Linked DNA regions of Homo sapiens: region 1 is linked to region 2. The links are chromatin contacts, found by Hi-C or POLR2A ChIA-PET in ENCODE. All regions are on one chromosome and are shown on one strand. The core of a region is the stretch at or near the end of the contact, and the rest is flanking DNA. Distances in the headings are between cores, read along the strand shown. Region 1 overlaps CHST11 (carbohydrate sulfotransferase 11). Region 2 holds the start of SELPLG (selectin P ligand).

What was found. Hi-C counts contacts between places; a loop is a spot of excess contacts on that map. ChIA-PET counts read pairs that join two places held with the same protein, here RNA polymerase II (POLR2A). Pooled maps may share reads with other maps.
Region 1: a loop to region 2 is called in a pooled map, with 2.8 times the contacts of the local background. The contact joins the enhancer-like site here to the promoter of SELPLG in region 2. A Hi-C loop is called at or near these places in 1 of 50 pooled maps. POLR2A ChIA-PET finds 5 or more read pairs at or near these places in 2 of 52 experiments (OCI-LY7 and naive thymus-derived CD8-positive, alpha-beta T cell).

Annotation. Positions count from the first base shown.
Region 1 is chr12:104,477,139-104,479,838 of GRCh38, forward strand. The region is part of intron 1 of CHST11 (carbohydrate sulfotransferase 11); the gene reads left to right. Among named protein-coding and RNA genes, the nearest start is that of CHST11, 22 kb to the left of the region's middle. RefSeq lists an enhancer at 1,583-1,632. Within about 2 kb of position 1,418, at least 10 of the 41 ENCODE cell types and tissues checked have a DNase peak (open chromatin) inside an H3K27ac peak, as active enhancers do; they include OCI-LY7, where a contact is called at or near this core.
Region 2 is chr12:108,632,444-108,635,143 of GRCh38, forward strand. SELPLG (selectin P ligand) reads right to left here and starts at 1,451. Exons shown (of 2, transcript NM_003006.4): 1 at 1,297-1,451. LOC105369968 (a long non-coding RNA gene) reads left to right here. Exons shown (of 3, transcript XR_007063449.1): 2 at 1,888-2,700. RefSeq lists an enhancer at 923-972 and a silencer at 2,213-2,262.

The DNA.
Region 1 (2,700 bases), core at 168-2,667, 4.2 Mb before region 2:
ATCATCCTTAGGATTCAAATTCAATGAAAAGATACATTTTCACTGCTACTCACTAGGTACCCATTACAGGTGTTAAATCATTTAGTCTTCTCCACAGCCTGGCGAGGAGAACTGGCCTCATCCTCATTTTTAGGTGGGACTCAGAGAAGTTTTGTAATTAACTTAAAGTAACCCAGCTAGTAGTTGGTGGAGCTCGGATGCCCTGGCTCATCTGACTCAAAGTGCTCTAATAAGAACTTCTCTCTGCAAAGCGTGGGCTGGCATCTGCGAGAAAAATTTCTTTTTGTGATTTAGGAGGAAAAACATATGGAGAAACCCTATTGTCTGAATGCTGCGTCTCTCCCTAATTCATGTGTTGAAACCTAATCCCCAATATGAGGCTCTTAGAAGGTGGTGGTCTTTGGGACGTGATTAGGTCATGAGGGAGCCCTCATGAATGGGATTAGTGCCCTTATAAAAGAGACCCCAGAGAGACCCTCACCTCTTGTGCCATGGGAGGACACAGTGAGAACCAGGAAGTGGGACCTTTCCAGACACCAAATCTGCCAGTGCCTCGATCTTGGACTTTCCAGCCTCCAGAACTGTTTGAGCAATAAATTTCTGTAGTTTACAAGCCACCTAGTGCAGGATATTTTGATATAGCAGTCCAAATGGACTAAGACAAGGAACGATCCTTGAGCTGAAAGGAAAATGAACAATTGCTCTGCAGTTGGAAAGACACAATGATAGCTCTAGGAGGCATTGTGCACTCAATTGTCCTCAACTGATTGGAGAAAGGAATTCAGTTATGAGGAAGTTCATTTAGTGAGAAGGTCTAAGAGCTCTTCACATGTCTCCTATGACTCTAAGAAGGGTGATGGCTGGCAGCACCCTGAGAATGAAGCCTCTCCAGGGAGCTGTGTGTTGATGGGGCTCTCAAGTTTGGGAAGCAACCCCCCTAACAGGAAGTGGGGGTGGGAGACAGGGAGAGAAAAACCAAAGCAAACCCATAACTCAAACTGTATCTTTCTTCTTGCAAAAGTGAAAGACATTGCTGATCGTTACACACACACACACAAACACACACGGCAGATGGAGCTTCCTGTGTAGTATTTCTGTTACTTATATCTCCAGAAGGAAGGCCTGGGTATATTTTAATTTTATTATTTTCTTTTCTTAAACATTAAAAAAATGATTTCCACTAGCCCATACCAGAGACCCCAAAATACACTGTAAGTAAAAATGTGATGTTTGCCACGTGAATGCAGTGCCAGCACCTCTCTTCCACCAGGTCCACGTCCCTAAGCCTTTTTATATCTGAATTCTGGAGTCTCCACTGACCCCTTCCCCATAGTCTCTTTTATGTACACCCTGACTTCCCAGCAGCAGAGTGCCGAGATGGAAGCGGATGAGGGGAAGTGAGAATAAGTCTAAAATAGCTGTCTATTAGGTTTCCTGTTAAGTAGGATGTGGTCAGTTAGCTTCGGTTATCTGTAAGTCTAGTTCAGGCTGTTCCTGTTAACAGCTGAGTATTCACGGGGCCCCAGAGCATGGAGGTGCTTGCCTGGGAAGGAAAGCAATTATCAGAAATGTTGGGGCCCAGTCACTACCTTGAGGAAAACCGGTGGGATTTAGCCTTTTGGGAAATAAAGGTGGTGTTCCCTGTGGCCATCAGCAGCAGTGGCAGGCAATTTCAAGAGCTTCAGGAGGTGACTGGAACCATCTAGTCTCTGGTCATTTGGGGGATGAGATGACATGGTTTGGTTCTTAACACATAGTGGGAGAGGCAGTGAACTGGTGCCTTCATTCTAGGGGGTTATTGAAAAGGAGGTTTTTAAAACTGGAAATGACAACATGGAAGGAGCCTTTAAACAGTGCATGTCCAAGGCATGTCCAAGGAAAAGCCGTTTTCAAAAGAGTCACCTGTCTTTACTTGGCATTTCCAAACTTGCCTCAGATATCTTTCTGAGGGACTCTTAACGTATTGGTAGAAATTGGATGCAACTCCTTCCTTTCCCAACCCAACTCAAATTGGTTTAAGCAAAAAAAAAGGGCCCCCCCTTTTTTTTGGCTCAGGGAACTGAGCCAAACTCAGTGTGGCAGAGACCAAGCACCCTAGCATGTGATTGTTCATGCTGTGTCTGTCTCCTCATGGTGGCAAGATGGCTGCCTGCGGTTCCAGCCTCCATCCTAGCCTTTCAGCAGTCCCAGTAGAAAGAGAGAGTACTTCTTTTTTCCAGCAGTTTCCACAAAAGTTCTGGAATGTAAAGTTCTTAAGGGCAGGGATTTTTATATTTTGTTTACTGTCATCCCCAGCTCCTAGAACGGTGCCTGTCCTACAGCAAGTGTTCAGTAAAAATCTGTTGAGTGAGCAAATCTCATTGGTGTGGCCGGGATCACATGCCCAGTTTGAGAGTAAGGTTGGGAGTGAGAGAAAGAAAACTGGAGATGCTCTTATCCAAGACAGGCATCAGATCTTGTTTTTCTGATGAATAACAACCAAGAGAGGCAAGAGGTAAAAAATATATAATTAGATTTTAAAAAGTCTTGCACTCTTAGGTAGTAGGTAGTATGCTAGGAAGTTTTTTGCCACTAGGAAAACCTATTTGGACTGAAAATGGCCGCATGAACTTTTGATTCTGTTTACCTCCTGTTGCTAGAAGACAAATGTGTTCCTATGGCTTGAAGAAGCCACAGGACATATTTTTCTCATGTATGCAT
Region 2 (2,700 bases), core at 201-2,700:
GGGCACAACTGGCCCCCACCATTTCCTTTTAGTGTCCTGAAAGTATCTCAAATACAAACTAATAAGAGTATTCTAATTTTTTTTTTTTTGAGACAGGGTCTCACTCTGCCACCCGGGTTGGAGTGCAGTGGCACAATCTCGGCTTACTGCGACCTCCCCCTCCCAGGTTCAAGTGATCCTCCCACCTCAGCCTCCCAAGTAGCTGAGACCACAGGCATACACCACTACACCTAGCTAAGTTTTTGTATTTTTGGTAGAGACGAGGTTTCACCATGTTGCCCAGGTTGGTCTAGAACTCCTGAGCTCAGGCCAACCACCTGCCTCGGCCTCCCAAAGGGCTGGGATTACAGGTGTAAGCCACTGCACCCAGCCAAATATTCTAATTATTATTATTATTATTGTTTTCCCTTTTGCTAACAATAGTATCTTAATTCTAATATTTTAATAGTTTGCCACAGACAAGTGTCATTTCCTCAGTCTTATAAAAAGTGGGAAGAATGCATCTTTCTCTGAAAAGAACTTTTTTATGCGTCCATAACATGCAGCTTCAAGAGAAATCCTGCACTCCCCCTACTTTCTGGAGTCTTCCAGACCTAATCTCAGCTCTGCCCCTAAACAAATCCCTTCACCTCTCCCGACCTCAGTTTCCCATCCAGGAAAGGAGAGGATAAGATCATTTCTAGGGAAACACTCATGGTTTCTCTGATTTTCAAAATCAGAATGCCGCCAAGCCAGACGCTGCAGGCAAACTGGCCAGGGAGGGAAGTAAGTTAATGGGAGGCTGGGGCTGGTGGGTCACACCTGTAATTTCAGCACTTTGGGAGGCCAACGCAAGAGGCTTGAGGCCAGGAGTTTGAGACCAGCCTCGGCATCAAAGTGAGACCCCATCTCTAGGAAAGGTAAAAATATTAGCTGCATGCGGCGATGTGCGCCTGTAGTCCCAGCTACTCAGGAGGCTGAGGTGGGAGGATCACTTGTGCCCAGGAGTTTAAGGCTGCAGTGAGCCATGATTGTGCCACTGCACTCCAGCCTGGGTGACAGAGTAAGACCCTGTCTCAAAAAAAGAAGGAAAAAAAAAGTTGGCAGGAGCAGGATTCAGAAGAGTCACAGAATAAGGCCACAGACTCCAGGAAGACTTTAGTCTTGAGTCGGAGGAGCCTCAGTTTGCCCTCCCCAGGTGCTGCAGCTCAAGAAGGGCCTGGCGGTCCTACCCGGGCCTGCCAGCAGCTATAAGGCAGGCCCTTGGCCCATGGGGACCTCCAGCCACTCCCTGTGGTTTTGCAAGCCAGCACTTACCACCGTGCTCAGCAGAGCATGGGACAGCTGCCTCGTGGGCCCAGAAGAAGTGGCTTCTCTGCTTTAGTGACAAGGTCCCAGCCCACGCTGCCAGGCACTGCTGTGGCACCCCCTGCGGCAGTCCCGGATCCGAGCAACCCCCAATGGCTGTGTGTGGAAGGAGGAAGCGAGAATGTGGTTACTTAGGCAGGGCCATGTGACAGCCCACACCCCATTGTTTGTGACAGCTTTGGTGACAACATTGATAAAGACAGGGTGGTAGTGGGGCACCTCCTAGGTCTGACACTGTTCTTGGGTTCCCATAACTGTGAAAACACTGAGAACCAAGTAGAAGCTTTCTGGGGAGAAGTTCTTCGGTTTTGGGTGGGGCCCAAACTGAGAAAGGCCACAGCATTACTTCAGCAGCAATGGACAGTCGGGGCCAGAGGGAGCCCCCTGAAGGACAGGAGTGACCAGAGAAAAAGGAGAATGGTCTCGCTTCTTGCCCAAGATTGGTGGGGCGTGGGGAGGGGTGGGAGGTGGTCAGGGAGCAAAAAACACAAAATATGAACCTTCAAAGGGTTTGCAAATATGGTGTATTTCTTCTCGCAGGACTCAAAACACTCTCTGTAGATGCACAGCACAGGCCCTTTCAGCTGCAACCAAGAGCCTCTCTAGGGAGCTGGACTACAGATACCACAAGGGCAAGTCCTGCTTATCTTATTTCTTCATCCTAAATTTGTTCATTTGACCAACTCTGGCACTCCAGACTGCATGCCCTGAGGTCTAAAGGCCAGCAATTCTGGGCTGTGGCCCTCTGGTAGCCCTCCATCCAATGGGGAGGCCAGCGAGTAAACAATTCGGTGGAACATCATGCCACAATGACACAGCGCAGTGAGTGCCATCCTGCGGTGAGCAAGGGAGGGGCCTCTCCTTCCATCCTGGGTGGGGGAGGGAGGTTAACAGGAGGAGCTTCCAAGAAGTGGCACTTGAGATGACAAGCCAGGTGGGCATCCCAGGCAGAGAGCACAGCAGAGGCAAAGGCTGGGAGGCCTAAGAATACCCAGACACTTCCAGAAGGGAGGGAATAGGGGGGTCTCCCAGGATCTGCCCTGCGGCTTTGCACCAGGCAAGGGCTCAGGACATGCACAGAAAGATACTCATATCTTGCCTTGCACAAAGTTGTTTTTTTTTTTTTTTTTTGAGATGGAGTTTCACTCTTTTTGCCCAGGCTGGAGTGCAATGGCACAATCTCGGCTCACCGCAACCTCCGCCTCCCGGGTTCAAGCTATTCTTCTGCCTCAGCCTCCCGAGTATCTGGGATTACAGGCATGTGCCACCACCCCGGCTAATTTTGTATTTATAGTAGAGATGGGGTTTCTCCACGTTTGTCAGGCTGGTTGGTCTTGAACTCTCGACCTCAGG